2 separate regions of the Mus musculus genome follow, and region 1 is linked to region 2. A link is a loop called in an ENCODE intact Hi-C map of the cell type or tissue named here. Cell type or tissue: left cerebral cortex. All regions are shown on one strand. Links, peaks and the distances in the headings refer to the core of each region. The heading gives the core; the rest is flanking DNA. Region 1 has its middle 46 kb from the start of Dnajc6. Region 2 holds the start of E130102H24Rik (RIKEN cDNA E130102H24 gene).

What was found. Hi-C counts contacts between places; a loop is a spot of excess contacts. Peaks named below come from ENCODE experiments on the same cell type or tissue, not always from the same donor. Only the 100,000 strongest peaks of a DNase experiment are listed, where the experiment ranks them.
Region 1: a loop joins it to region 2, with 2.8 times the contacts of the local background. A loop is called at or near these places in 1 of 42 quality-filtered maps.

What each region holds. Positions count from the first base shown.
Region 1 is chr4:101,496,701-101,512,617 of GRCm38, reverse strand. It overlaps a transcript of Dnajc6 not described here. Among named protein-coding and RNA genes, the nearest start is that of Dnajc6, 46 kb to the left of the region's middle. In left cerebral cortex, for the core only: a CTCF peak has its summit at 6,098 (motif pointing left); a DNase peak (open chromatin) is centred at 6,084; H3K4me3 peaks cover 66 bases; H3K27ac peaks cover 203 bases.
Region 2 is chr4:101,349,970-101,365,886 of GRCm38, reverse strand. E130102H24Rik (RIKEN cDNA E130102H24 gene) reads left to right here and starts at 9,639. Exons shown (of 2, transcript NR_040708.1): 1 at 9,639-9,806. 0610043K17Rik (RIKEN cDNA 0610043K17 gene) reads right to left here and starts at 12,104. Exons shown (of 4, transcript NR_040640.1): 1 at 11,999-12,104. It also overlaps the pseudogene Gm12795. In left cerebral cortex, for the core only: a CTCF peak has its summit at 9,544; DNase peaks (open chromatin) are centred at 9,025, 9,589, 10,272, 10,706 and 1 more place; H3K4me3 peaks cover 2,500 bases; H3K27ac peaks cover 2,500 bases.

The DNA.
Region 1 (15,917 bases), core at 4,742-7,241, 150 kb before region 2:
AAGTATTTTCAAGACAAGGTTTCTCTGAGTAGTTTTGGCTATTCTAGAACTCACTTTGTAGATCAGGCTGACTTAAAACTTAGAGCTCTGCCTGCCTCTGTCTCTTGAGTACTAGGATTAAAGGTGTGCATCATCACATCCAGTTAGTCCTGGACATTTAACTATGTATATAAGACCAACATACATTCTAGGCTGGAAAAACTATAAAGAGTCTCACCTCTTCAACAAAAACATTTCAAAGTTACAGGTCACACAAGCTAACTCAAACAGCTCTAGCTTCTTTCTGCCGGTGAACACTACCAAACCGAAAGCTGACTTGCAGGTTTCCAGTGCAGATTCAGTTTCCATTGATAACCACTGGCATGAGCAAGCCCTAGACCCCTGCCTGAGAAATCACATGATATTTACAGATCTTTCCTGCAAAAATACCATCTCACCAACCCAACCAGGCAAAAGCAGCCATGACAAAAAAAAAAAAAAACAAAAACAAAAAAATCACCTTGAAATATGTGTTTGCTCCGAAGATATCAAAGGAGTCATGCTGGTTAAGGGAAACAAAAACTAACATTTTTTTCACCTATTTTTTTTTTCACTGAAGAATAGAAGCCAGATTTAATATGTGAGGCCTAAAAGTCTCCGTCTGACCTTGTTCAACTCATCTCATTTTGCAGTGTCTTCTAGCAAAATCATGCAGGTCCCTATAACACAGACCACGCTCAAACCCCTGCTCTCACACATCCAAACATTAGCCACATCCCTCATCTGCTCACAGAATGTCATGTTTGTAAATAGTAAATAAAATCTCTCAAAATACAGAAGCACTGGAAGAGAAATATTTTCTCTGACTTTTTGTTAGTCTCCCCCCCCCCCCCATGCCCTCCCCGAGCTGAGGACTGAAGCCCGGGCCTTGTACTTGCTAGCCAAGTGCTCTACCACTGGACTAGATTCCCCAACCCCTTCTCTGCCTTTTATTTGCAATAATAATAATAATAATAATTTTTCAAATTCTCCTCTCTTGTTCTTTCATATCTCTATGACCTATTGGTAATTCACAAACTCTACTGTGTCTATGTTTCAAACAAACTAGAAAATTAGTCAAAAGTCGTTATTTTATTTTCTGGGGTTCATATTTCCCTGTTTTATACAAGATAAATTAATTCTAATATTAATATAGGCAATTTTAATCTTTATATTATAGTTATTATTTATTTATGTAAACATGTGGGGATGTATGGTGACTGAAGAGGTCGGGGGGAGCATCAGGTCCCCTAGAGCTGGAGTTATAGACAGTTTGGCCTGTCTGACGTGGGTGCTGAGAACTGACCGCACATCCTCTACGAGAACAACAGATGCATTTAACTGCTAAGTCATCTCTCCAGCCCCCATGCAATTTTATTTTAAAGCGAATTTTATGGCGTGAGTTGTCTGCCTACCTGAGAAGTGGTTTCTGGGGTGAACAGTCTGGGTTTGAATACAATTCCACTACTCTTACACTGCACAGGAAGTATTCCCCTGTACTACTGGAACAATACATAATCAACCTGACAGACAACTTGTCACACCGTCGTTGATCATAAAATAGGCTCTAGGACGTTTATTACTAAAACTTGTAGCCATGCTCGCCAATATTTAGTTAACTCATTCAAGTATCTTAATTGTCTAACACACAGGCCTTTTTCTTATTTGCAAAGCATTTTGAGATAAAGTTATAAAAGAGGCATAAGAGATAAAAATTGCCTCTCATAGTTAATAACCTCACTGGGCTGTCCGAGATGTACTGAGAACAGGTTACAGAAAGGAAGGCAGTTATTAAACCACAATCCACCATTTCCTGAACACCAGTCGTGAGACAGTAGCTCATTCAAGTTCAAGTTCTCTTTGCCAACATACTAAGCGCCAACCACCTCCATCACCTCTTGCAATTTCACCTGGTTCCTCTGTTAGCCGTTACAAGAAATGACTTCCAAAAAAAATCCCTCCATTTTGGTAATTTTTTTTAGCAGTCCTTTTCAGCTTTTTTTTTTTTTTTTTTTGTACATTTATTTCATATTCAGGTCAACAACTGGTGCTTTGCTTCCCAAAAATAGCTCTCCTGGTCTGGTGGACGTGTTCATACTCTCTCTGAATGCATTCTCGTGTCTGTGTGCACATACATGCACCTCATACATGATATCACACACACTCTTATCCACTCCTCAACATAGACACATCTCCCAGCACAGCAAGAAATTGGCCTGAAAGCCTCTCAGGGGACCCTAGATATACATTAACTCGTGACCTGTTTGGATTCTCAGACATCTTTGTAAATCAGAGGGCAATTGCTGACTTCATCTTTCTTTCAATAGCACATATATGGTTGGATGCACATGTATGCTTGCATTTCACAGACTCTTTCAAAATGAAACCTGTTATGGCTTGTTTCATCATTCTTCGGTGTGTTTTGGTTAGGACTCAAAGAACATAGTCTTGATAACAGAATACAGCCCACATGTCTGCACATACCAACAGCTTCAAAAACAAGTTACTCACATACGTTCAATAGTTTCTAAGATGAACTTTTTTCTACTGTGCCTGTCTGAAATGTTGCTCCCGATATACCCAAATCCCTCACGATCTGAAAAAGCATTAATGTCATCTAATATCACGCCATTCAGGAGATAAACTGAGACCCAAGAAAATCAACAGTCTTGTCCCGGTTTCTAAGGAGAGATGGCTGAACAAGTCAGAACCTGCCTGTTTGGATTGACAGCCCGCGGCTCTTTCCAACACAGAGCAATACAAAAATTCCAAATACCAGCTCCCATTAAAAAGGTCAGTAGACCTGAAGCTTAAATGAGCCGGGCCTGAGCCTGTGATTCAGACAGCTTTAATTGTTTCTAAGCCATGTCCATGGCCTAGCATGACTTGACAAATAGGCATTTTTCCCCTCTTTCTGCATTAACCCTTTCTCTAGCCCCTGCAAACAGCAAGGAAGTGCCCTCTTCGGAAACTGATTTTGAATAGTTTGGCCACATAGGAGTTATTTGTCCATGAGTGGCGGCTGGCTAGGAGACAGAAGAGAACTGTCCTCTATGCTTTCAGCCCGGCCTCACACAGCTGTTTCTTCCTCCCTGGAACTGCTTAATTAAAATTTAAGCACCAAAACCACATGGCTCAATGCGTGAATGTGAAGGGTCCAAAGCCTCTGAGCTGATGGTGCCAACAACCCCAGGCCCCACCCAGTCACTTTTAAGGCGCGATCAGAGAAACCCCGGATCCATTAAGACACTGCGTTGCTTCTGGTAGACTGGAAAGCCAGCCTCGCCCCTGGCATCCATCACACTGTAAAAGACTCATGATCACTCTTTGCTCGGGTGTTTATGGGTGCATATACCGCTGTCCATCACCAGGTAGAAATCTTTTAACAACCAGAGGTCAGACTCCTGTGGGGAAGGCCACACCTGCTACGGGGCATGCAGGCAGGCAGGGGCTGGGACGAGCGGTCACCTGGCACCACCGGCCTGCACCTGCGCACCTGCCCTGCCAAGGGGAAACCACAAGGCCCCAGGAAGCTTCGGCGGCGCGAGCAAACTGAGCAGCTGCGGAGAAGCACGGCCTGAGCTCCAGGCTGCGGAGATGTCGGCCCCTCGGCAGGCACCAGGATCTAGAGAATCAAGGATGCAGAAAGAAGTGCGACCCTGAACCACGTGTGTGCTGGGGCGAGCTGGGGGCTGTTGCCCCTCCCCCCGCTGCGGCAGAAATTTCCCAGGGCCCCGGCGGTGAACCCCGAAATCCTCCAGAGTCCTTGGTTGGGGGGCTTTCACGTCAATCTGTTTCTGTCCTTGCCCTCCCCTCCAACAGAATTCATGCTGGTGGGTTTTTTTTTTTTTTTCTTTTTTTAAAGGCAGTGAGGGGTGGGGGGCGGGGAGCAGGGGGAGTTTGCAACAGAACATCCCTGTGCAAGGTAAACAGTTCTGAAGGTCAGCGACTACGACTCCCTGCTGAGCCCTCCCAAAGAAGATGAACGAACGTTCATCTGGATATTCTCAGTCAATGCCTCTCTAGAAAACCCGAACTGTTTTAAGAACCACGATCTCCAGCTATTCCAATAATTGGCTGAAACCGTACATTTTAATAATTAACAATTATAAACACTCCCAAAATAAAAGTATCAAAATTCTGGAAGCGATTATAAAGAAAACTGTGAGATATGTGTACTTGGCCAAGATTAAATAAAGAATAAAAATATATTTTTAGTAACGCAAAAAAAATGGAAAACTGAATGACATGGTATTTAGAAAACAGTCACTTAAAGAGGACATATATTACATAACTAAAAATTACGAAGATACATCAGTAATCAAAGCAGCCAGCCATCAGCACAAACTAAGCACATTCACGTCGTGACATCTCCCCCAAGCGTCTACCAGCCGCCCCTCTGATGTCAGCCCCTTACCTTTATTTTCAGAATCTTTCATTCTGTTTTCTCCCGCTGCTGCACGAGAGCAGGCAAGTCCGGCTGACTCTGCAACCCCTGACTTTGGATTTGTCATTCACAGACAGTCAGCGATCCCGGGGGCGAAGTCCCTCAACGCAGGAGCAGCCAGGCTATGATAATAGCATACAAGTCAGCGTGCAGGGTTATAATTTTGCTTATGCTGAAGCGGAAGGGATGAGGATGAAGGCAGACGTAAACACGACTTCCAAAACATGGCATGGAACCGGATCTGGAGCCTAGGTTTGCCCTTCTTCCTTCCTTGGAGTGAGGATCCAACTGCTTAGTTTCTTCTTGCTTCCAGAGAGACTTGGTTCACGTTGCTCTGGGAAGGGCTGCGCTGTGGTCTGGACTTATTTTCAAGTGACTTTGGGAAGGATGAAGAACCCTGAGCGTCCTCTTTGTACTCTTCGCTGCTTCATTTACTCAACAAAAACTCTGGGTGGGTCAGGCACAGCTCTACATCCTGCAGATGGAGCAGTGTACAGGAACGGACCCCCAGCTCTGTTCTCAATGGCACCACACAGAGGCAGTGGGTGCCCTACAGTGGCCCATGTCTACTTCGAGGACATAGGTTCCTAATGCTGCTTCACCAAGATATAAGCTGATAAGCAAGGAAGCTTTGCACACCAGCCTGTGTCAGTGACTCAGCCAGGACCAGGTATGAGGAAGCCAGATCAGTAGACCCCTCTACTGAGAGGCAAGGAAGTTTCCAGCAAACCTTTTAGTCATTCTTTTCGCACAGAATTTTGTATCATTCTGTAACCCGGGTACATCACACCCTTCCTCTGTCACTTACTCAACAAACAGTCATTTTTGGCAGGTATTGTTTTACCTGTTGGAACTCCAGAGGATAAGAGCAGACAAGTCCCTGCCCTCATAACAATTTTTACCTTTAGGTGAGAGCATTCAGACAAGCAATATGAAACCATAATGGGCGGCAAACACTGTGAGGAATAACGGCACATGACAATGAGGTAACTAACAAGTGCCATTTTTAGACACGGTGGCCAAATGAGATGACATCTAACTTACTGAAAATGGGTCGGCATTATCATAGTCTTCTAAACATCCTTACTTAACATTGGGGCTGGAGCGTGGCTGATGGTACAATACTTGCCTAGCATATTCAAAGCTTGGCCCTGGCATTGCCTTGCAGCTCTTTATCTCCTGCCCGCCCTCAAAGAAAAAAGACTGTAAACTGCTTTTTCAGGTCTAGTGAGATGGCTCACTATGTAAAGGTGCTTGCCACCAAGCCTGACTCTGTCACCTGAACTCAATCCCTGGTACCTACATAGCAGAGAGAACCACTCAAAAAAAAAAAAAAAAAAAAAAAAGTTCTCCGCCCTCTATACATACACCACAAGACACATGTACACAAAAATCAATAACTTTTTATGTAAATTTAAGTCTTAATTTTTAAGTAAATAAATCTTTAAAAATAAAAGAAAGGGGCTAGAAAGGTGGCTCAGTGGTTAAGAGTACTAGCTGCTCTTCCTGAGGATTCAGGTTGGATTCCCAGCTACCACTCCACAGTTTACAACTGTCTATAATTCCAATCCCTGGGGATCTAGTGCCCTCTTCTGGCTTCCATGGGCACCAGACATGCACATGATACACAGATATATATTCAAGCACAACACCCATATACATCAGAATCAGTTTTGAAAAATAAAAATAATTTTTTCATTTCTTTTTTTAAGATTTATTCATTTATTTTATGTATATGAGTACACTGTAGCTGTCTTCAGGCACACCAGAAGAGGGCATCAGATCCCATTATAGATGGTTGTGAGCCACCATGTAGTTGCTGGGAGTTGAACTCAAAAACCTCTGGAAGGAGCAGTCAGTGCTCTTAGCCACTGATCCATCTCTCCAGCCCCAATTTTCTTCATTTCTAAACCCTCACAACATTCTCTACTAGATTTCCCCTCGCTAGTGGCTGATTGGTTGATTTGTTTGTTTCCATGACAGACTGGAAAAACTGATCTCCAGAGAGATTAACGCTAATGAAGTACAGAACCCATGTTGCAAGAAAACCAACAGAAGGAAATCCTTTGTTGCTTTCACCCCTGGAACTTGCTATTTAAATACAGTATTGACACAGAAGATGATGTGGTGGGTAAGATGCTAAAGACCCCTCTGCCATTACAAACTGAGTGGTGTGGGGCCAACCTCTCAAGAATCATTTCCCCGCCTACAAACAGGAGCGCATCGCCTGCCCTGAGTGTGTACCAGGCTGCTGGGAAGATGAAGGGAGAGAAGAGATGCAGAACTTGGTAAACCAAGCACTCTGTCACTGTGAGGCTAGCCGCTTGGGCACACTTATAAGGTGACAATTTTAAGTGTTCATCTGCTCATTGCTGCAGCCTTGAGCCAAGTATGGCCACAAAGAGGAAGTTGCCTTGGACACTAGAGGTTCCCGAGTGGATTTTTAGCCATTTAAATCTGAAGACTCCCTGAGAATTTGGAAATGTTTAAGCATTTGGTTTTGGGTCCCATTACTCCTTAGCAATGCATAACACCTTTCTGTTCATTAGAAGCTGGGGGCCAGCGAGGGGAGAGTCAATGAGAAAGGCCGAGATCTTGCCTGCCTTCTAGATGCCCCAGAGATTAAGGCTTGGTTCCAAAGCAGGGCTGTGTGGGGGATGGTAAATCTTTTAAGAGATAGGGTACCCTTGGGGGTCTTTCGGCCACTGAGAATATAGTCTCAAAGGAGATTGTGGGACTGTAACCCCTTCCCCTTTCACGGTTCTGGCCACAAGATTAACTGGTTTTGCTTTGCTGTGTGATCCCCCAATAATATGCTGCTCACCACTGACCCAAAGCAATGTGTCAACCCTATTAGGAACAGAAGTGAAAACAAAGCATTTCCCAAGCCAGTGAAATGGCTCAGAGGCAAGGACACTTAATGCCAAACCATACAACTGGAGTTCAAGCTTGGAACCCACCTGATGGAAGGTGAGAGCCAACTCCCCAAATTCGTCCTCTGAGTTTCACCTACACACAGGCATTCATTTGTAATAAATGTCAAAATACTTTTAAAAAATCTTTTCCCTCTGTAAGTTATCTCACACACTTTGTTAATAGTGCCAAAAAGCTGATTATCATAAATGGGTTTGTTATAGCTCCTTAACATTCATTTTATGAGCCTCAGGCCCATACAAAAACAAAAAACAAACAAAACAAACCAAAAACAAAAAACTGGGTATTTCCTCCTCCAAGGACTAAATCAAACCGTGCCCAGAAGGAGCACTTCGGGGGGCTGAGATGCTGCAGACCCCCTGCCCCGCCCTTTCATTCAATAATATTCCACAGTGGTGGACAATGTGTTCTATCTTCAGGAGCCTGCGGCCTCCAGTTACCAAATCAGGCAAACAGATGCCAGGACTGGCTTTGAATAGAGGGGGCAAAAGGGCTCTGAGGCAGAATAGACTGGGTCCAAATACGAGCTGTGCCATTTACTGATCCCTAGAGAAAGTTGGGACGCATTCTTGTTTCTGCTCCAACTGTGTAGGATAAAGGTAATAATAGGACCATCTCCTAAGGCTGGGTGAGGCCCAGTGGCTTCAAACACAAAGAGTATGGCACAATACCAGGAAGGAAGGTCACCCTCAGTGCTATAAGGTTAATATGATTACCTGAGTCAGCCCTCTGAGCCTCGGCTTTCCTCATTAAACTATGGAAAATAGTAATTAGTTTGTAGGGTTATTGTGAGGATTATACCCCAGGAAGGAGACAAAGCCTGTGGTATAAAGAGGAGTTGCCCACTGGCTGGCTGAACTCACTCACGCTGAATTTGTTTCAGGGAAGGAGTACAAGATATGAAGTAGTAGAGGGTGGGAGGAGGGCTTCCATTCATATGTCAAAGGAAGGAACTTTTTTTTAAAAGTGTGACCATCTCTGCAAATACCTACATGTTACCTAACACTGTTTTGGAACGGTTGCAAGCATGCAAAGAAGTTGAGTAAACTGTGCAGTGAGCCTCTTAACCATGCACATTTTGTTAACATTTCTTACATGTGTCTAACTCTACCTTCCCTTAACTAGTCCTTTGTTTGTTTTTATATTTTATTTATCATGTGCAGGAGAGAGAGAACATGCATGAAAGACAGACAGACAAACAGAGAACTCACACATGCCATGACACTTGATCACGTGGAGGTAAGAGCACAATTCTGTGGAGTCTATTCTTGGCATCCATCTTCTCATGATTCCAGGAATGGAACTCAAGAGGTTAGGCTTACACAGCAAGGGCCTTCATCCGCTGAGCTATGTGACACACCCCAGTTTATTACATTTTTGAGACAAAGTCTTACTATATTCCCAGGCTAACCTCAAACTTGCAATCCTCTGGTTGAGCCACCCAAGTGCAGGTTTTATCTCCTCCCCCTTTTTAAAGATGGGCCCCCAGATTCCAGTACTTGGGAGGCAAAGGTAGGTGGACTTCCGAGTTCGAGGCCAGCCTGGTCTACAGAGTGAGTTCCAGGACAGCCAGGGCTACACAGAGAAACCCTGTCTCAAAAAACAAAAAAACAAAACAACAACAACAAAAAAGGTGGGGCCCCAGATTCAGCAGTCCTCTCATCTCAGAATCCTAAACACTGGAACTACAGGCCTGAGCCACTGTACATGGGTAACACGTCTTTCTCTTGCTTAAAATCAGGAGGAATGAGATTTGAAGGTCTTATTAAATGGAAAGGGGTTTAACATTCCCTTGTGACACCATATTTACCAAAACCTTAGATCTCTGATCCTCAGGCCATTTTAGCCAGAGCCAGGCAAGCTCTCAGAAGTCTTGTCCTGCCTCACAGAGACTCAAGACCCTGCCTCGTTTAGGAACAAGAACAAACAGACCGAAGCCTTGGATCTTTCCACTAACTGATGTCTCTGACCCCAAGCTTCAAATAGACTTGTAACAAAGTCCATTCTAAGTAGCCAGTCATGGCGTGACGCTCTGTCTCAATAACTGGGTCTAGGGAATGGGTCTGGCAACTCCACTTGCCACCAAGCCCCTCTGCAGTTCTGCACAGTCCCTCTCTTGTTAGAAGCCACTTCTGAGTCACATGCCTGCTGAGATGAAGGAGAGACAGCATCTCAGAAGTACCACACTTGTCTTTCTCCACCCAGCTAAATCTGTTTGGTTTGCTCTGAGCACCCAAATGGCAGCTAAAGAGGTAAAATGGAGAGAGAAAAGTCACGCTGAGCTGTGGGGATGTGCAACCAAGTGTACTCGGAGACGAACCACAGAAGGGGGCAGGCAGGTGACTACGAGGAAGGCAGAATTACCAGGAAGCCAAGCTACCAGACAAGAGGAAGGAAACTAACCTGTGGAATGCCTACCACTTGCCAAGGGGTTAACTTTTACTGTCATTTGTGTAAATTTGCTGAAGATCTCATTTGCCAAAGCAGTGGCTTTAATGCAAGCGTGCTCACCTCAAGCTGCCTGGGATTGAATCCTAGGGTACCAGTTAATGTCACTGCAAAGCATTATTCAACCTTGCTCTGATTTTTTTTCTTATTCATAAAATGAAGACCATAAAACAAGGTAGTGTAGGCCAGGAAGAGAGCTCAGTGGAAACAAGGGCTGGCAGTGTAAGCCTGAGGACTGGCATTTGAGTCCCTAAACCAGCAGCTCTCAACATGTGGGTCACAAACCCACTGGTAGCTGAATGACCCTTTCACAGGGGTCACATATCAGACATCTCACATACCATATGTTTATATTATGATTCATAACAGTAGCAATTACAGTTATGAAGTAGCAATGGAAATAATTGTTTTGGTTGTGGGGGTCACTACAACACAAGGAACTGTATTAAAGGGTCATAGCATTAGGGAGGTTGAGAATCACAGCTCCAAACCCACAAAAAAAAAACTAGATGCACTAGAATCCATCGGTAATCTGAGCATTCTTACAAGGCCAGTGACAAGACAGTCTCCTAGACCCTCTGTGGCAAGCTGGTCTAGAGGAACAACAAGAGAAACCCCGACTCAACAAAGTGGGAGGAGGAGCCAATGCCTGAAAGAAAGTCCTCCCCTAACATACACATACACACACACACACACACACACACACACACACACACACACACACACACACACACTTAAATATAGTTGATAGATTAGATAGATAGATAGATAGATAGATAGATAGATAGATAGATAGATAGATAGATAGATAGATAGACAGACATATGTGTGCACTGTTTAGCTGGCACACATTACTACATATATGTTACAATCTCAATGAGAGTAAAAGGCAAGGTAATTTGCCAGAAGCTGCACAGACAAGTAGCAGCAGAGTCAGGCTACTTCATGACATTCACAGCAGCCCTGCAAAGAAAGGGCTACATCCTACCATCCTCCTGTATTGCTGTGAGCTTGACCCCCAGAAATACCTGGTAACTTACTCATGCCACAAGCTGGCAAATGAAGAGCTGAAGCTTAGGTGCACACTGGACAAGAGCCCTTGTCCACTCGCAGGCCAGTTTGACGAATGTTAGCTTGTACTGAGGTTACTTCATGGCTTGCTAAAGGACAGACGTCAGGGCTCTGCCTCTAGAGTTTCTGACTTGGTGAGTCTAAAGTCGTGTGGGGTATTTGCACATCTAGGAACTGCCGATACAGATCTGGAGGCTAATTTGGAGAATCTCCGTCAGTTATGTGCCTGTACGCAATGTGTGTGTCAGGAGAAGGAATTGGGCCTGAAGCCATTAGTCAGTGACTTCTGTCTCTCAGGCAAAGTGGTGGCTACTTGTCAGGGCCAACTATCTTGTATTTTATGTTTGTATGTACATGCATGAATGAGTGTGTGTGTGTGTGTGTGTGTGTGTGTGTGTGTGTGTGTGTGTGTGTGATAAATACATGTACATGCAGGTGTGCTCAAGAGCTAGGGTGACAGATATGGCCTGTCACACCCAGTTCTTACATGGGTGCTCAGGATCTAAAGTATTGTCTTCCTCTTTATTCAGTAAACACTTTCCTCGATGAGCCATCTGCTCAGCCCCTAAACTCCTTTTATATTTGCAATCTTGTTTAATTCCAGTAACCATTACCTCCATCGAATGTGTTTAAAAGAGAAAAAGAACACACTGTTAGAAACAAGAAGCCAAGCTAGCGATTAACTGGCATGTGTTCTGCTCTCTTCTTGTCCTAAAAAACAATATCTGCTGGTACAGACCGAGCTGGTTCCAGCTGTGTCTTCCCAGGAAGAGCATATCTCAGGCACCAGCAGGGTGAGGCGATCTCTTATGAGAGGAACTCAGGGCTGATGAGAGTACTCCCAAGGGCCAGAGAAGTTTTCTGGTTACAGAAATACATCTACCCTCTGGAGGGTCCCTTTTCTACACTTAACAACTTTGAGGTATGATTAAAAAACTCATTCTCTGGAAAGGACGGATACAATGCAAGGGTTAATTTCCACTCTGCACAGTTTGATCATATTCCCATTCATGGAGAAGCCTTGAATTTGATCCCAGAACTCGAAGAAAACAAAAATACTACACAATTAAATCTAAACCAAGCAACTGATTAGAACCCAGAATATTTAAAGAATCCCTATAAAGAGAGAAGAAGAAAGAGACAAACCACCACATAAAAGGGAGGGAAGGATGGTACCAAGTCCTCACAGAGGCTCATCTGAGCAGCCAGTGTTTCTGGAAAGATACTTAGATCTACTATTTATCAAAGGAACTCAATTTTTTCAAAGACAAATGACCATGGTGGCCATGGTTGTCACGGCCATGCATGCCTACTGGCATCATGCCTATATACAGTATTTGGGATGTCGAGTAGGAGGGTCAGGAGTTCAAAGCCAGCCCGAGGTACATGAGATCCTGTCTCCAAAAACAAAAAGCAACAAAAGGGCCTGAAGCATCGTTTATACACATCAAGTAGGTAAGCATTAAAATGTCTAACACTGTTAGAATGGAGTATATACTTGTATGAAATTGTCAAAGAATAAACTTCCGTAATTGTAAACAAAAATGCCTAGCAGAACACAGAAAGGAATCAAGAAATTTTGATCGCCACTGGCAGAAATAAATTAGCATAAAGCTTCAGACATCAAGGGGGTAAGAGCCTTTAAGACCAAACAACAACAAAAGCATATAGCCTTTTATCTCATGATTGTCCAAGTATTTACATTGTAAATACAATTATAGATACTCAAAGTACATGTGTTTTAAGATTTTGTTTGTATTAAATGTATATATGGGTATGGGAGTGGGCGTTCACAGAGGCTAGGAGCTGGTATTGGATCCCCTGGAATTTACAGGCAGTCGTGACATGGTTCTAGGAACCAAACTCCAGTTCTCTGAAAAAGCAGCATGCAGTAAAAGATGCCAAGAGTTCCTAGAAGCCACATTCTTCTTTCTTACCTATAGGTTTTTTGTTGTTGTTGTTTTGTTTTTGTTTTTGTTTGTTTTTGTTTTTGTTTGTTTGTTTTTTTGGTTAGCAGGATGTTGCTACAGGACCTAGCTGTTCCAGAAGATTCAGCTGCCCCAAAGACGACTCAAAGTTATGGTCTTTCTCACAGCTTTCTGGACTTTTCAGCCCCATGACTACCCATGTTTGAGGTGTAAGATCTGTACTAATATTCATAAAAATGATAACTAGCCTTTTCTGAGGCTCTGTATGCTAGGCAAACATTAATTAGCACTGCTACAAGGCCATAAGAATTAGCATTCTCTTTTTGCTGATGATAAAATAGCTGAGTTTTAGGAAGTTTAAGGGCTCCTGGCCAAGTTCACACTGTCTCATTGTGTGCCACTCATTAGCAGCAGACTAAAATTGTAGCCTGACTACCATCAGAGAATGTGGCTTGAGGTGTTCAAGTGATAGTGATGTCATGTGGAAAAAAAAAAATCAGATCACACTTTACAGAACCAGATAAAACCGAGCTATGGATTTCTATCATTGGGTGGTAGCTCATCTTACCTCTCCCCTCCATCAGTATGTGGGAACATGTCGGTTCTGTGCTGGGAGATGTGGCAGAGGGGGACGTCTACAGATAGCCATGCCTAAGTTAGGTATTTACCTGCTAGGAGGCCTCCGGCAAGTCATGTAGTATCTCTTGATTTATCTCCTCAAATATTAAATGAAGGGAATAAGTAATATGTACCCTTCTTCCCAGGACTTTTTTCAAAAGCTAAGTGCCATGGTAGCTCCCACCTTTAATCCCAGCACCTCTCCGGAGGGAGAGGTAGCAGGGTCTCTGTGAGTTCTGATCTGGAGAGTTCCAGGTCAGCCAAAGCTAGATAGAGAAACCATGTCTCAGAAAAAAATAAATAAGTAAAAATTTGAGCAAGATTTTGTTTCAATTAATCTAGTAAGTATAATTAATAGTCATACATAATAGTCTTATTCCCAAGATGTTTAGGGAATGAAAAGAGAAATGAGTAGTAGAGAAATGTACAGGAATAATGCATAGCCTGAGAAGCCGTGAATGAACCACAAGATGGGCCCCGGGAACAGAGCCAAGGATGCTGGGCGTTCAGTACAGAACTATGCTTGTTTGTTTGTTTGTTTGTTTGTTTGTGTCTTTCTTGAGACAGGGTCTCACTATATAACCTTTGATGTTCTAGAATTCACTATGTAGACCAAGCTGCTCTCTAACTCACAAAGATCCCCCTGCCTCTGCCTCCCAAGTGCTGGGACTAAAGGTAAGGCTACAGCTAGTTTTAAAATTATAAAGCTAACTGGTTTTTAGCACTATAAAACTATCCATTTCTTCCTACCCAGATTCACATGATGTATATGGAATTGTCTCTGAAAGAATACCTGTTGCCATCCCCAGACTCAGCAACCTAGAGAAAAGAGCTGACCGTCCCTAGCCTGCTGGGTGTCAGCAGCAGATCTTGGTCAATATAAGGAGGAAGTTTTATGTTCACGTTAATTAAAGTAGATACACAAACTTTAGGAGCCAGCAAGGTGGCAATGACAGACTGAAAGGGTCTCTTTACTACCCACAAAAGCTCATGTCTGCAACATTAAATACTTGCAAGATTATTCATTTTTGTCAAATGTTATACTCCCTACTCTGTGTCAGCATGTTATAGTTATTAACTCTATTATTTATTTAATATTTAATGATTATCTTAAGCAACGAGGTAGGAGGTAGGGATGACTATGCCACCGTGGGGCTCTGTTGGAATCTGCTTCAGGTCTAGATCTGTCGGCCATCTTAGAAATCAAGGCATGTCAGCCTCACAGAAGAAGGATCTTTAGATGACGGAAACAGACAAAAAGGACAGACACACACACACACACACACACACACACACACACACACACACCCCACACCCCTACCTCGCCCTTCACCTGGTAGAAAAGGCAAAAAGAGCTGGGGTAGGTGTGATCTGTAATACCAGACAGACAGACAGACATAAATGCCCTGCACGGGATGAATCCCTAACGAAGAGGTTACAGGTGGCAGGAAAGACTTCCGGAGAGACAGCGTTTGGGTGGCAGTCCGCCAAGCTGCGAAATTAGGGCATGGCCACTGCTGGCTAAGAAACCACAAGCCAGTAGATCATGTCCTTCCCTACTCAGAAGCCTTCCTTCTCACGGAGATAAAATGTCGACTCTTCCTCCCAGGCCTCAATCCTTGCCCTACAACTCTCACTTTCCCCTCGCTGAGCTCCTGGAAGCCATGCGGCTGTTCTGGCGAGCAGACCGCGTTCCCAGCTTACAGAAGTAACTCAACCTGTCTGGGGCTCCCCTGGGGCTGTGCCTCAAGCCTTCTCCACACACCTGCGACTTCTTCTACCAGCCCGTTTCCCCAGGGATGGGTGGCATTAGGGGTGTAATATCGGCCTGATTCACTAGAAATGGTCTCACGTGCCTATCTTGTTCCCTTCGGATCCTAACAGAGGGAAGAGCTGCAAAAAAAAAAAAAAAAAAAAAAAAAAGAATGAAATGAATCCAGACCATGATAAATAGAGGCCCCGGTAAGGACAGGGGGGTGCCTTGTACCTGAAAAGCAGTTCCTTGCGGCGGCACTTCGGAGTAACCTGGAAGCTCCGAGAGCCTACAGGTTGGAAAGGGGATTGGGCTGGGTGCAGATGGGGAGAAGTGGAAGGGAGCCTGGGGCATCGTATCAATGTCCCAAAGGTACCGCACTGCAGGGGCTGGGCCAGGTATGGGGTCGAGGAGGGGAGCCAACCTGCGTAAGATTCTGTCGCGTGTCTCCCAGGATTTTCCCCCAAGGCAGAACCAAGCCGGCCGACCGGACGCGGGGGAAGGGAGCGCACCGGGACCGGCCCCTATCCTGCCTGAGTCTGGGGACCTAGGTCTTGGCTTCTGAGGAGTGTCTCAGTAACCGCTGCTCCCCAATACCCCCAGTGCCCGCCCCGGTGCCCACCGCGCGCACACTCACCCCGGAGAGCCGATCGCATCCTCCGCAGCCGCTGATCCGCGCGCCACCGCCGCAGCACCGACA
Region 2 (15,917 bases), core at 8,284-10,783:
TTTTTTTTTGAGGCAATGTTGCTTACTGAACCAGGAGCTCATTCACACACACACACACACACACACACACACGCACATGCACACGCGCGCGTGCGCGCGCACACAGACACACACACTACCCATGCTCTGGGTCACAAACTCACATTCATACCTGTGTGACTGGCATTTTACATGGGTACCGGGACGTGAACTTAGGTTTTCCTGTTTTTTGATGCAAACCTCAGCCATCTCCACAACCATGCTTGTGATTATTCTGTAGATAAATATTCTGTTTCATAAATAGCCCAGCCTGCAATTACATAGCCTGACCTCAGGGAGCCTTTGAAATCCTGGCTGTAGCTCTTGTTGCCTTCTTTCTGTGAGGACTCCAGTGACTCGGGAAGAGAGGTAACTGTAGATGCACCCACAGGCAAGGTGCATGCTATTAGAGAGAACAGATGAGGTAAATGTTTGACAGCTGTACCATTCAGGTTAGTAGAAGAAATCTCACTGGACAATACGGGTCAGTGTTTAGAAAGCACACACTACGGCCTGTGGATTGTGGCATTATTTTGGTGGGTTGACCAATTTATGCATATGTTATATGCACATGCATGTACACCTATGTGTGCACATGTGGAGACCCGGGAAGGACATTGGGTTTCCATTAACACTGTCTACCTTAGCTCCTTTGAGTCTCTCCACGAACCTGCAGCTACACTTTCTTATATTTTATACTTTTGTTGATTTGAACTCAGCAAAACCTCAAAAGCTATACACATGTCTTAGTCTGCTTTCTGTTGCTGTGATAAGGACCTCCACCAAAAGCAACCTGGGAAAGACCCTATTTGACTTACATATCCTCAGCCACAGTCCACTGAGAGAAAGCTAGAGGCAAGAGGCCATGGAAGAATGCTGCTTATTGGCTTGCTTCCTCTGGCTTGCTTAGTTTGCTCTCTTGGATGTCTTGGAATGACCTACCCAGGCTTGGCATTGTGCACAGCAGGTTTGGCCCTCCCACACTAATCATTAATCTAGAAAAATGCCCCACAGGGTTACCTACAAGTAAGTCTTGTGGAGGCATTTTCTCAATGGAAGTTCTTTCTTTTTAGATGACTCTAACCTGTGTCAAGTTGACAAACAAACGTAACATACAAAAGTAAACAGATGAGCGGGGCATGTTATACCTAAGAAAGCACTTGAAACTTAAAGCTCACATTTTACAACACTCAGGACTCTAGAATGGTGCCCTGCAGGCTCCTCCATCGTGAAAATGAGATGGATCTGAACCATGTAATGGTTTCTGTAGTCTTTTGAGTAGGCAACACTGTTTTTTTCTGTCATTGGAAAACAACCATGAATTTTGGCACCAATAATGCTCCAGTGTGATGACTTTACGGGTGGTGCCACACCACAAGAAGAACAGCCACAATGCCATTCAAAACTGTCATGCCACAGCCCATGTGGGACTAACATCCGGTCAGTTTGCTAACAATCCAGTACCTACATCATCTTCATTTGTCAAATATTCATCATGCAAGTATTCGATAACCAGATAGGTGGCAATGAGCAGGAAGCAAGGAGGACGGCAGACAGGAGGAGGAAATAGAGAGCACCTGGACAGGCCTCTGCTGAGCCATGGCTTGACTGGCTGCAGCAGATGGGAAAATGCCATTGTACTTATTGGGCAGGACTTGTGACTGGTCCCCATCCAACCGGAATAGAATCCTCTCTAGGTGGGGACTAAGTCCCAGTGCAGAACCTTCCCTGCAAGTCACAAGCCACTTGGTTCCATCTTTTCACTCTACCAACTGTACTGCCTTCCTGAGTGCAGTTGGAATAAATACATGGATGGAGTAAAAGGGCTGGGGTAGCAAGGCATTGCTCCTCACCCCAAGAAGATCTCCGACTTTCTAACTTTTAAAAAAAGTGAAATAAATAAGAAAATACCAGCCAAGCCCAATGGATCTTGTCTCTAGTCCCATGAAGTGGGACGAGAGAGCGAGGAGAGTTCAAAGTCATCTTTGGGTACAAATTTGAACTCAGTGGTCTCAATTAGGTATGGCTCCGGCAGCATATCCAAGTTCAGTTCTCATGTCTGGCTGCCAGACTCCAGCTCCAGAGGCTCTGATACCTCTGACCTCCAAGGGCACTTGCACTCTCACACACATGTGTACACTCTCACAAAATTTGAAAAAAAAATCTTTAAAAGGGTGAGTATAATCAAAATAGGTTGTATGAATGAAAATGTCACGAGACCCATCATTCATAATTAATATGTAATAATAAAACAATTTTTAAAATAGAAAATATCAAAGTAAATTGTACGTACTCATTATAAGACACAGTTTGTCAGACTTTGGTTTCAGTTGTGATGAGGTATTCCCTGGATCAAAAATGAAACAATAAAAGCCACTTATGAAATGACCATGGCTGGGGAACACACTGTTCACAGATAGCAGGCTGGGGGTGTGGCTCAGAAGTAGAGGAGTCTCTATTATGCTGAAAAGTTCTGGGCTTGAGTCCCCAGCATAAAGCCTTGGGGGCAAGGAGGGAGGGAGAGGGAGAGGGAGAGGGAGAGGGAGAGGGAGAGGGAGAGGGAGAGGGAGAGGGAGAGGGAGAGGGAGAGGGAGAGGGAGAGGGAGAGGGAGAGGGAGAGGGAGAGGGAGAGGGAGAGAAATCAGAGCATGCTTGGAAACTTCCATCTCCATTGTCCCTTGGCATTTGAAGAAGCAAGGCGAATGCCAGGCCCTGTAGGGAGGGACTATCCCTATCAATGCCAGGAAGAACTTGAAATTTGCCTGTAAATTAAATTGCCACGCTAGTGCCATACATTTTCCAAACCACCTTCCCAGACTAGATTCCATTTGAGCTTCTTGCGCATTGCAGCATGAAAACCTCTGTGGCAGGTTTCAGTGGCGCCTTGTCCAAGTTTTAATGACAAGAAAACAATAAAACCAGGATATCTTTTTTTTTTTTTAATTATTATGCTCTTTGCCTCATCTACTGTGAGAACGAAGACCTTTCTCAGCACTCAGACTGCCGACATTCCAGAAAATTCAACATCACTCTGAAGGGGCGCGAAGGGCCCCTGGGGAACTCTGCGGAGGGACTTCAATCACGTAGAGCCAAGTCTCCTTGGAAAGACAAAGAAAAGGCTCTGGATTGACAAATAGTGGGGTAACAGAAAGGAACTGGCCACTGTCAGAACCATCTGCAGTTACATTCAGAACAAGATCAAGGATGTTACACTGGGCTTCTGTTAAGATGAGGTCTGTGGCACCGGGCTGTGGTGGCGCACGCCTTTAATCCCAGCACCTGGGAGGCAGAGACAGGTGGATTTCAGAGTTCGAGGCCAGCCCGGTCTACAAAGTGAGTTCCAGGACAGCCAGGGCTATAAAGAGAAACCCTGTCTTGAAAAACCAAAAAAGAAAAAAGATGAGGTCTGTGTATGCTCCCTTCCCCATCAACAGTGTTGTTCAGGAAAATGGGTCTTTAGTTGAAATTTGAATTTCTTGGGTGGAAAATCCATCCGCAGGGTTCAGATGAGGCCAGGTGCTGCTTGCTCTGTCTCCCAAGCCCAGAAGGATGAGTTAATCCTTGAAGGAAATGATGTTGAACTTGTTTCAAATTCAGTCGCTCTGATTCAGCAAGCCACAACAGTTAAAAACAAGGATCTCAGAAAGTTTTTGGACGACATCTATGTGTCTGGGAAGGGAACAGTGCAGCAGGTTGGCAGGTAAGACCTAAGGTACCCAGCTCAGAAACAAGATCCTGGTTACCAGTGCAATGGGGGCTCTTTGGGGACAATAAAAGACTTACATATTGAAGAAAATTATTGCTATTATTATTATTTGTAATTTTGTGTATCAGTGTTTTGTTGGCATGTGTGTCTGAGCTTGATGCTCATGCAGTGCCTATGGAGGCCAAAAGAGGGAGTCAGACCTCCTAGGCCTGGAGTTAATGATAGCTGTCATGATCTCTATAGCCCCAGGGTTGCCTTTTTGGAGTATCTTCATAGTAGGTTTGGGGAGAATCGGGGTTCAGAGGACAAGAACTGAAGAGACCAGAACACATCTTCAATAGCCCAGCCTTGGGTGCTGAAAGTAACTTACATAGTTCATGATGCTGCCCAGCTGAAATGGTGTTCTAGTGCTGTAATAAACATCAGACCCAAAAGCAACTTGGTAGATAAAAGGGTATCTTTTATCTTATATTCTGTCGCAAGGGGAACCTAAGGCAGGAACTGAAGTAGAGACCATGGAGGAGTGCTTTGTTCTGGCTTGTTCCTCAGGAACGGCTTGCTTTGCTTTCTTGTACAGGCCAGGGCCACTTCCCCAGGATGACACCGCTCACAGAGGTCTTGGCCCTCCCACATCAACTATTAATATAGAAACTGGCCCACAGGTTTGCCTATCTGATGGGGGAGTCTTCTCAATTGAGGTCCCCTTTTCTCAGCTGATCAGTGTTTGTGTCAAGTTGAAGACAACAAAAACAAACAAACAAACAAAGCAAAACCAAACACAGCGCCAACAAAAACCCAGCACAATCCCTACATAAGCAAGATATAGGTTTGTATGATTTAAGATATAGAGATTAGGGGGCCGGTGAGATGGCTCAGCGGTTAAGAGCACTGACTGCTCTTCCAAAGGTCCTGAGTTCAAATCCCAGCAACCACATGGTGGCTCACAACCATCCATAACAAAAATCTGATGCCCTCTTCTGGAGTGTCTGAAGACAGCTACAGTGTACACACATATAATAAATAAATAAATAAATAAATAAATAAATAAATAAATAAATAAAAGGTTGAGACTGTTATAAACTATGGGAACTTCTGGAGTTGGACTGAATACATTTAAAAAAAAAAGATATAGAGATTAAACTACCTTCTCGAGGGTAATTTCTGTCTTAAGGAATAAAAGCCGTAGGGAGAAGAAAACCCAAAAATATAGATACATAAAGTTTTTCTTGCTTGAAACCTGTGCCAGTCACACACTTCAATTTAGACTCACTCACTTCCTCAGCTAGGGTCTCATGTAACCCTGTAAACTGGTCTCAAGCTCATTTTGTAAGGGAGACTAACCTTCAACTCCTGAGTCTCTTGCTCCAGTGCCCCACCCCCACCCCCAAATACTGGAATTACAGATGTGGGCTACCACCAGCCAATCACATACTTCTTGAGGAAGTTGAACCAATATGTGTATTATTAACTTGCTAGATTTCCCAATAGACAAAGCCTAGTGTCTTATCCATTACTGAATTCCTCCTGGTGGATAATGAATAAACACTTGTTTAATAAAGTACAACTGGAGTGTGAGTTCTTCCAGAGCAAAGTCCTTATCTTCATCGTTCGTGTTTCTTAGCACCTGACTCAGGGCTGGGAACAAGTTCCTTAGAAAATGATTCTTGATTAAAGTGTTTTAATTAATTAACAACTAAAAGGGCTTCCTATTAACTACGTTTCTCCAAGAGCTCGTCAACGACACAACTGGGATGCTTCTCACAGGGTGAAAGGAACCTGCTGAGAAACTGCTTTTTTTTTTTTTAAACCACAGAAGCACGCCAATTCGATTGAGTTTCTTCATTGGTGTGAGAAGGCAACTTTTCACTCTTCAGAGAGGGAAGCTCTTTGCATGTGTTCTGACTGGGCTTTGCTACAGTGTGGATGGTGATAGTTCTAGATCTTAATTATATCTTAGGTCGATACCACAAAGCAGCAGCAGTGGTCTGCTGCTCCTTTTGTCCGGCCCACCTGTCTGTCTGGTCGTTTATACATCTTTTCAAGGTTACAATTGAAGGTCTTGAGTGCAGAACCTATTCTGGATTATTTTATGTCACAGAACCTTTCACTAATAGGAACGGTATTGAATTTCCTTGGTTCGCTTCATTTTCTACTGCAATATAGCCCCAGGTAGCCTAGAACTTGAGCTCCTCCTGCCTCTGCCTTTCCAAGTGCTGGGATTATAGCACGAGCTACTCCTGGGATAGCCACTCTCCAGTGAACATGTTGTTCCAAATATCACGCTTAGTGTTTTCCGTGTCTTTTACTAAACTTTAATCCTAAGGTGCTATGCTCATCATATGGGTAAAGAAGTGAAAAGCAGCCGGGCGTGGTGGCACATGCCTTTAATCCCAGCACTCGGGAGGCAGAAGCAGGCGGATTTCTGAGTTTAAGGCCAGCCTGGTCTACAAAGTGAGTTCCAGGACTAAGGCCAGCCTGGTCTACAAAGTGAGTTCCAGGACAGCCAGGGCTATACAGAGAAACCCTGTCTCGAAAAACGAAAAAAAAAAAGAAAAGAAAAGAGAGAGAGAGAGAGAAATGAAAAGCACAACTGAGAAGTAGTTTGCTTAGGTAGACACTGTTACACTGTTAGGATCATCAGAACTAAGCTCAGAACTGACTTGTGGTGCTTTGAAAGAGAAATGTCCTCCATGCTCTCAGACATTTAACCGCCTGATCTCCTGCTGGTGGTGCTGTTTGGGAAGGTTCTGGTAGGGCAGCCTTGCTGGAGGAAGTATGTCACTGGAGGCAAGCTTTGAGATTAGAAGCCGCCTACCTCATCCAGTTTGCTCTCTCTGCTTGGTGCTTGCTGTCAAGGATGTGAGCTATCAGCTTCCTGCATCTGCTGCCATATCTGCTTATTGCTATGCCTCCCCACCAGGATGCAGTCATGTCTCTCTGGAACCACAATCCCCCCCCCCCTTCCTTCTATAGGTTGCCTTGGGGATGGTATTTTATTACAGCAACGTAAAAGTAACTAACGCACGACAGCAAAAACCATGCCCTCACTTGGACATGGGTTTTATTTATAGGGATTATCATTTTTCAAGATATATATTTCTCAGGTATAAATTTGACAACTAGCAGAAGATTATTGGGACTCCTGAATGCATTTAATCAGCAGCTATGTAGTAATCTTGAAGACCAAAATTTGACCTTGAAAACGTGTGAGTGCTCATGTATTGATGGCAAGAGACGTGGGTGTTTTTCCTATAATTACACTCTTGGAGTTCGCATCAATTTCTTTTTCTCTTCAGCTTTACAGTTAAAGGAACAGATGATTTAGTTATATAATTAGGCTTCTTCCCACCTCAATGAAAGCTTATGGTGTTATAGCTAAGTTATGACCATTCTTGTGGTTATCGAGAGTAGCACATGGGGCCTCTAGCTATTATCTGTCCTATTCATAGATACAGATATACGCAGCTATGCAACAGAATCTCCCAGGTCCATATATATATAACATGGACATATAAATATGGACATGCATCTTTTCAACAGCCCTTTTTGGCCTGCTACTAGCACTGGGAGCTAATTCATAGGGTCCCAGACCTAGAGGTTCTGAGTTAGGGTGCAGATCAGGGACACTGTTCCCTAGCATACATTAGGCCCTGGGTTCAGTTCCTACTCCCCTCTAAGGAAAACATAGAACCTATGATTTGATTCCTAACTCAACAAGATTAAATCGCAGTTCAGACTTCAAGCATTTGTAGTCTAGTCCATGAAAGCAAAAGAGCAGGAGTCGGCATAACTAATTTATTTATTTGAATTTGAGAGAATTCAAAGAAGAGGAGCCAAATATAGAAAGAAAGAAAGAAAAAAAAAGATGGGGGAAAGCAGTTAGTTTAAAAAGTTGAGAGAACAAAGTATGTTTTACTTGGATGTGCAACCAAAGAAGCCTGCCAAGAATGGTCAGCAAAAGGTGTAAGAGCCATGAAACGACTTCTGTCCAACCTTTACCGGAAACACGCAAGGAATTTCCTAGACTGGTCAGGATTGGATTGTGGGAAAGGTCTCCTTCAAGCCTCCCTTGGCTTTTATGGCAAGAAAACAGTGTTGACTACAGAGAGCTGTGGTTCTCAAAGCTTGTCCCCACTAGCGGAAAAGCCAGTCATTGTCCCGAATCCCGACGTTGAAAGGCACCATGAAATAAATATTACGAAGACACAGGAGAGCTTTCAACTCTGTGAGCAGGACAGAAACACTTCACAGCACACATGTTGCCTTGTTCAATGACAAGGATGCTCCCCAGAAGAAGAGGAAAAGAAGCTGTGTTCACACACATATTTGAGTCAACACTCAAGAAAGGTGCCGGAAGAGGTCATGAACCCCCGCAGCAGTCCTGTGGGGTTAGCAGTTCTGAGTTATCCATCTTTAAGTTCTAGGCACAGGAATGTTACAAAACGGAACTACAGCTGCACGGTGCTAGGCTCTACTTTACCCCCTCAGCTGTCTCTCGGTCCAAACAAACTGGGGTCTAACACGGTATTTAGCTTAGACCTACCCTGTGTCTCTCACCTGTAAGTGGTAGCGCCCTAGTCAACGCTAAGGTCCACTTCTGCTTTCAATCATACGAGAGGCACGCAGAAGAGAAACAAAAGTGAAAGCTCTTGAAGGAACACACACAAGTAACCGAAAGCACCAAACTCTGTCACTGAGACCTGGCAGAGTTCCAGACATTTATCCTTTCAGCAACCGTGAACTCTGGGCACCTATCACGTCCTGTGAATGTGAATTAACACGGTAGAACACGAATCGGCCCAAAGCTCTGCAGCAGTCTTCTCAACCCTTCCTAGCACTGAACCTTTTATTTAAATTTCTACCTCAATAAATCCAGCCACGATGCACGCCCTCGCCCAACCAAACCAAACCAAACCAAAAAGCCCGCAACGCCACAAACCATCCCTAAGCTGTGCGTCCAGCTTTAGGAAAAGAGAAAAGGAAGCAGAAAGAAAATCTGAACTGGTCTGATTCCCCCTGCCCTCGCCATGTGGGGGTCCTCGGAGCGAACTGTTTTACAACTTAGAAAATGCAGCGGTCTTCCGATTCTGTTATTTGAATGGACCACTGAGCCACTGGAGCCAGGCAAGGGCAGGCAGCCGGGTACCCAGCAGAAGGATGGAGCACAAGGCCCGCACAACCAGGATCCGCGGACCCTGATGATGGGAGGATGCTTGGAGCACCCCAGCCTCCGGCTCCTGGGCACGGAGAGACCGGCGCGCACGCGCGCACACGCACCACGTCCTTCGCCTGGAGTTGTGTCTCGTCTCCCTTTTGTTTTTCTCCCTTCCCGGTCATGAGACCCGGAAGTTTTTTTTTTTTTTTTTTTTCCTTCAATCCTGTCTCTCTCCCTTTTCCACCCCCCCCCCCCCTTCCCCAATCTATCACATGGCAAAGCTAGAATAAAAACAGAAAAATGGCGACGGTCACGTTGTGGCGAGCCTTGCTGCGTCATTAGATAATCCTCATGCAAATAGCGGGATGAACAAAGAAAGGGGGGCTCGGGACCCCCGAGGGCGCAGGTGGGTGCGGGGTGCGCGCGGCCGCGGGGGCGGCGTCCGTGTGCGCGCTCCGGGTGCTGCGCTCTCGGCCCCGGGCTGGCGGCGCGCCCTGGCCGGCCCGCGGGGCGCAGAGAGCGGCTGTGCGGCGCGCGCACGGCGCTCGCACCCGGGCCGGCCCCGTATCCCGGAGCCCGGAGACGACGGCGGGGGCGGAGGCTGCTGTTGGACGCCTTTGGGCGCTCGGCGCCAGCTCCGGTAGGCGGCGGACCGCGCGGGGCGGCAGCTCGGGGCCAGGCCCGGAGCTGTGGCGCACTCGCTTTTCCCCCCACCCCCGCCCGGTGGCTGGGCGCTGGCGCGGTTCCCTCGCCGTCCCGCGGCCGCTGGAAATAGAGCCGGGATGTTGTTTACATGACGGATCCGGCGGGAGGAGTCTGCGAGGAGGAGGCGGAGAGAGGAAGAGCGGAGTCCCCGCGGCGGCGGTGGCGGGCCGGGGTGCGGGCGAGCGCCGCGCGGTCCCCGAAGCCTGGACACGGGAGCCTAGGGTAGGCAGGCGGGGGCGCGGGCTGCGGGAAGGCTGTCAGAGTGGGCTTTGCGGTACCTAGCCTGTCACGCAGACTCTTGGGGGGCAGGGGGAAGGAAAATGGAGAGAGGTTGGGAGAACCTCTGTTTCCCCTTACGTTTGGGAACGCCCCCCCTCTTATCCCCCACTCTTTCCCGCTTCTCCCTGGACTCACCTGTTTGTTTCCACCGCTCAGGGCTCTGGGTTTTTGTTTGTTTGCTTGTTTGTTTTAAACGTGCGCCAGAGGGGCTGGGCTTATTACTATTATTTGCGAAATTATTGGGAAGGCGAGAGGGTGTTGCTGTAATCGATCCTAGTCCAGGTCGGTTTTCAGGAGGGGGAGGGGACTTGGCGAAGACCCCGGCTCCTGGCCGCAGCTGACCCCGGGGCTCCTCCCCGCCTTCCCGGTGAGGAATCCTTTCCCTTGCCCCGCGAAGCCAGCTGCCACCTTCCTGGAGAAAGACCACACCTATGCTTCTTCCCGCTTTGGAGGCGAGGTGAGCTAAGAAGCCAGACAGTGCCCTGCCCACCAGAGCTTGGCCAGACCTCGACACCCCAGAATTGGTAAAAGGCGCTTCTTTTCACCTGCTGATAGCGTTGGTACGTCAGCCCTCTCTAGTCCCCAGAAGTTGCAATTCACAGTTTACGTTAAAATTTGTCTCTTTCTTCACCCTTCTTCCCACCGGCAATGAACTGTTGAGTTTAAGTTGAAAAAGAGAGGTGTCTCCCGCCCTGCCCCTAGTGAGGGTTTTTTTTTTTTTTAATTCCACAGTAGGTCTTCCACTCAGACCTGCACTTCTCCGGTCTCCTCTATCTCCCACTAAACTTAGCCCAGAGCCAGGCCTAAGCTTTTATTCCCTGTGGGCCGCACCCTGGCCCCTTGCCTTTCTACCGAGCCAAATGCTTCTCAAAGCAGAAGGCACACCCAGCCCCAAGTCTCTTCCAAGAGGGAGGGAAGAAGAAAGGATTTGGGGGGGGGTGTCCTCAAGTTCCGGTTTCCAAAACCCCCGTAGCATTCTCCTCCCGGAGCCTCCTGAATTCTTCCTAACAGCTGTTTTCTGCAGTGCCTTTTGCTCCTCCTGGCCTTATATTGGAGAGAGTGGATGGGGAGAGATAGCCACCCCCACCCCTTTCCTAGAACTAGGCAATTTTTTTCTCTGTCTTTTCATTTATTATGTTTGGAATATAAAATATGCAAGTGTGATTGCCTGTTATTAGAGTTGATTTTCTTCCTGGCTAGTGACTAACTGGGACTCCAGAGGGAAGGAGAGGTGAGGGATGGTGAGAGGGGGATCGTTCACCACCTATGTGTCCTGGGAATTGCCAGAAGAGACCCTTCTGAAAAAAGGCACTTCTCCCTTCCATGACATCACCACTAAGCCCTTCCAACTTTAGCTTCAGAACAGGAAGAAGGCTCAAAATAGAACTAACTACCTTAGGAATCCAGTTCCTTCACGAGATCAACTTTGAAATCAGCGGCTGGGGGAACAAAGTGAGCTGTGACCCAGCGTGAAAGGGAAGAGAAAGCTATAGTGTTAGTAAATGCTTTTCTCGAGGTAGTCTGGAATACTGAGGCTCATGAATGATAACTGAGGTGTGGTGTTTATTATTCATATGTGTTGGCATGTAAACAGTAGCAGGTCTTTGTATGTATAAAGTGGGACTCGTGGATTATGATCTGCAACCCTGGTAGATCAGCCTGGTAGACAGAAGCTAGGAAGGGGTACTTGAAGAAGAGTGAGTCTTAGGATGCAGCGGCAGCTGTTCTCTGAAAGTTGAGAGGCTTAGTGTAAACAATAATTGTAACTTTCACAGGGTGACTAATGTCCTAGACAAAGAAGCTCCAGTGTCAAGGTTTCTCCCCTTTTCCTTGGAAATTAACCCTGGTTGTTCTCTGTGTGGTGTGCTCTCTCTCTCTCTCTCTCTCTCTCTCTCTTTCTCTCTCTCTTTCTCTCTCTCTCCCTCTCTCTCTCTCTCTCTCTCTCTCTCTCTCTCTCGCTCTCTCGCTCTCTCGCTCTCCTCTCTCCACTCTCCTCTCTCCTCTCTCCCCTCCCCCTCTCTCCATAGACCAGGCTAGCCTGGAACTCAGAGATCACCTGTCTCTAGGATTAAAGGTGTGTGCCACTAAGCTTGGCTGGCTATGCCCCTGATTTGAGATAACACCTTTCTCCTTACCGAGCCGACTTTCCAGAAACAGCTGCTTTGCAATGTATTGTAGAAAAAGAACATACTGGAACAGTTGGTGTATACGGCAGCAAGACTTGCTGCTCAGTGGGTTAAGGGCTTGTATCCGGATTCAGGTTTAAAAAAATCTAAGTGACTGACAGAATAGTCTGTACCAGCTACTACTGTAGCCCCTAGCAACCCTAGGCTCCAGCCATCTAAACTAAAGAGGCTGATGAGATCAAGTTTGAAACTCATTTAACTTTTAGAATCCATAAATGACTCAGGTATTGGAAACTTAACTGTTTGGGAAACAAACATTAGCATGCATACACACACACACACACACACACACACATATATACACACACACACACATATATATATACACACTGTTGAATCTAAATACAGATTAAATATCTCTTGAAAATTAAGAACTGGAATCAAGATATGTTTTAAGTATAAATACAGTGGCTTTTTGAAGGCAGTATAGAAAAGAAATACAGGTTTATAATATGTCACTTACTAATTTTAGCTTAGTGGGGTAAAGGTTTTGTTTTCCTTTTGGATTTTTAAGACAGGGTTTCTCTGTGTTGCCCTAGCTGTCCTGGAACTCACTTTTTAGATCAGGTTGGCCTTGAACTCCTATAGATCTTATTCCCTCTGCTTTCTGAGTGCTGGGACTAAAGGTGCGCACCACTAAGCCCAGCTAATTTCAGTTTTTAAAAATGTGTCTATAGCCAGGCAGTGGTGGCATACACCTTTGATCCCAGCACTTGGGAGGCATAGGCAGGTAGATTTCTGAGTTCGAGGCCAGCCTGGTCTAAAGACTGAGGAATCCCACCACATGGAACTATTCCTCTGTCCCAGAACTCCTAATGTCTGCTTTTCAGGAGGTTAAAACCAAACTAACAAAATGTGAAAAAAAATTTAAGGGGGTAGCAGTGGCTTGTGGGAAATTTGGGAAAACTAAGGTACCTCCCAACAGCTGCTTGTTTAAACGTCTCCTGGCAGTAACAATGTATCTGAAAACACTAGGTGACGTGGCAGCAGTTGTGACACATGGTGACAATGTTGCCAGTCTTCTATTACCTTCATTTATTTTGTATTTTCTTTTAATTTCATCTCCTTTAGAGCTCAGGATTGCCAACTCCTGACCCTCCCAAAACTATAACACAGCAGCAATGAGGAATACTGCTTTAGGGGGATTTGTTTTGTCTAAAGAAATTCAGTAATGGCACTGGGAAGGCATTTGTTTGTTTCTTGAGACAGGGTCTCATTATGTAACCCTGGCTGGCCTGAAATTCACTACATAAACCAGGCTGGCATCAAACTCAGAAATCAACCTGCCTCTGCCTCCTGTGTGTACTATCCTTATTTTATAAATGACAAACTGTCCAATATACTGCAAAGAAAGAAATCAAATAGACAATCTTATTGATAACCAGAGAAATGAAGAGCCAGTGTTTGCTGAACTTTTGGACATGGCTGAGATGTGCTGAGAAGGGACATGAAAAGAACATTGTGTGACTTTAGAGAGAGTTGACTGGTTATTAACTACACACAGTGCCAGGCTGTGCAGTTATCCCCGCTCAGTGAGTGACATGTCACCGTGGCATGCCTTGCCAGTAGAAACACGTTTATTTCACACGAATAAGGCTAGTAATGAGAATGGGGGACCCTGCAGAGAAGTGGTGTGTGATTATATTTATGGTCTAGCCAAAGGGTGTGAATTGGAGATCAACATTAAATCTTTGGTATTATCCCTTTTAACTGTGCATTAGGGATTTTCAAAACCTAAGACTCAATATTTAAATGGCAGTGCGTCAGTAAATAGGACACTGTAGGCTAACAGAAAAACCATCAGAAGTTTTAGGGATGGCTAGTGGTGGTGATCAGTCTGAAGTTAACTTTTTGTTATGTAGCCCAGGCTACCCTTAAACACCAGATCTTCCCGCAGTAACCTCCCAGTGCTGGGATCATGGCCAGCTACAATTAATATTTTTTTCCTATTTGTAATGAGTAACTTTGTAAGAAACTACTTGGTTGACTGGTTGTTTTTATTGTTATTTTGGGTAAGTCTTCCAAAGATTCTTTTTAACCTTTATTTTTATTTTTATGTGAATAGGGTGTTTTGCCTGCATGCTTATCAGTGTACCGTGCTAGAAAAGGGCATCAGATCCCCTGGGATTACAGACCGTTATGAGCTGCCTTGTCAGTGCTGGGAATTGAACCCAGGTCCTCTGGAAGAGCAGCAAGTGCTCCTAACTACTTAGCCATCTTCCCAATCATTCATATATATATATATATATATATATATATATATATATATATATATATATATATATGAGAATGAATGATGGGCTCTTGCTCTGTAGCATAGGCTGGCCTCAAACTTAATGCGTAGCCCAAACAGGCTTCAAACAAAGCAGTTCTTTTTCTTAGCCTCCCAAGGGCAGGGATTACCAGTGTGTGCCAGTGCACACAGCCTCAACTGGGGTGTTTTTGATTACTGTAAAAGCATATTCTATAGAGGTAAACACGGAGTGGAAATTACTTGTGAGTAAACTATAAAGTCAAAATTCTGGGTATAAAATGCAATCCAGAGCAGAGTCAGAAAGTAAAGTAACTTGAGTAGCCAGGCTAACTACATTCACACTGAGCTACATGGATTAAAAGGGAAGGCTTTTAAAAGAGAGCATATGGAACAATCAGATTTCTGTCTCTTGGACATTTTTGGACGAAAATCATGAGCTTGAGGAACAAAGCCTGTTTTTTATTGTTTTTACTCAATTAAATTTGTGTGTGTGTGTGTGTGTGTGTGTGTGTGTGAGAGCGAGCCATGGCACTTGTGTGGAAGTTGTGGAAGTCTGTCCTCTCTTGCATCATGTAGGTCTCCGGGGATGGAACTCCAGGCATCAGCCTTTGAAAGAAGCAGTTTTACTCACGGAGCCATCTCTCCAGCCCCCTGCCTGTGGGACTTTGTACATGTCTTCTCTGGAAGGATGCTGGTTTGATCTCATCTACATGGGCCTGCTGCTGTGCAGCCTGAACATTTTCGAGGCCAGTGCCCGAAGTGGATGGGACAGTGATGTGCGCGTCTTGGTGCTGGCTGTGTTTGAATGTCAGGGCTGGCTTTGAACAGAACGTGTTGCCTTGACTTTTAACCGGTCTTTCTCCTCAAGGAAGAGGGAAAACAAAAAACAACAAACCAATCTGCAACCTTTTCCAGGGTTTTCCACAAGTCTTTGGCACATTTAGTTTCTTAAAGTGTAATATAGCCGAGTTTGCAGCAAGGTGCACACTGCATGCACCACTGAGGCTCCTGGCCAGGCAAGTGCGGATGTGGAGACCCCTGCTGCCAGGACACTGCCATACTATTTAATATTGTCAGTCAGCTGGTTTATGGTTTTCAAGTTAAAGGAGTTGGGGATTTAAATTAGCCAGCAGCAGTCTTCAAACAGTTCTGGCTTATGGGCAACTTCCCATGCCTCCAGTTATGTAACACATAGGCAGTTTAATGGCTTCAGGTCATATGTTAATTTTTTAGCTTGCAGTTGGCAGGAGCACAGTGTACCTTCAGTCAGATCATTTGTATTCTGTGTCACTCAGGAGCAAGGTATATGGCACAGCACTGTCCCTGAAGGACTTGGATTTTAAGAAATTTTTCGGAGAAGTAATTACGAAGAAATTGGTTCTTTTTTTGTTGTTTTGTTTTTAAACTTTGGGTTTTTTTGTTTTGTTTTGTTTTGTCTTGTCTTGTTTTTTGTTTGTCTGTTTGCTTGTTTTTAAGACAGGGTCTCCCTATATTTAAGGTTGGCCTAGAATTCACCCTCTAGCTCAGGCTGACTTGGAACTCAACGCAGCCATAATGCTTCCACAGTGCTGGGATTGAATAGGCACGGCCCACTATGTCTGGCTGTTTTGTCTT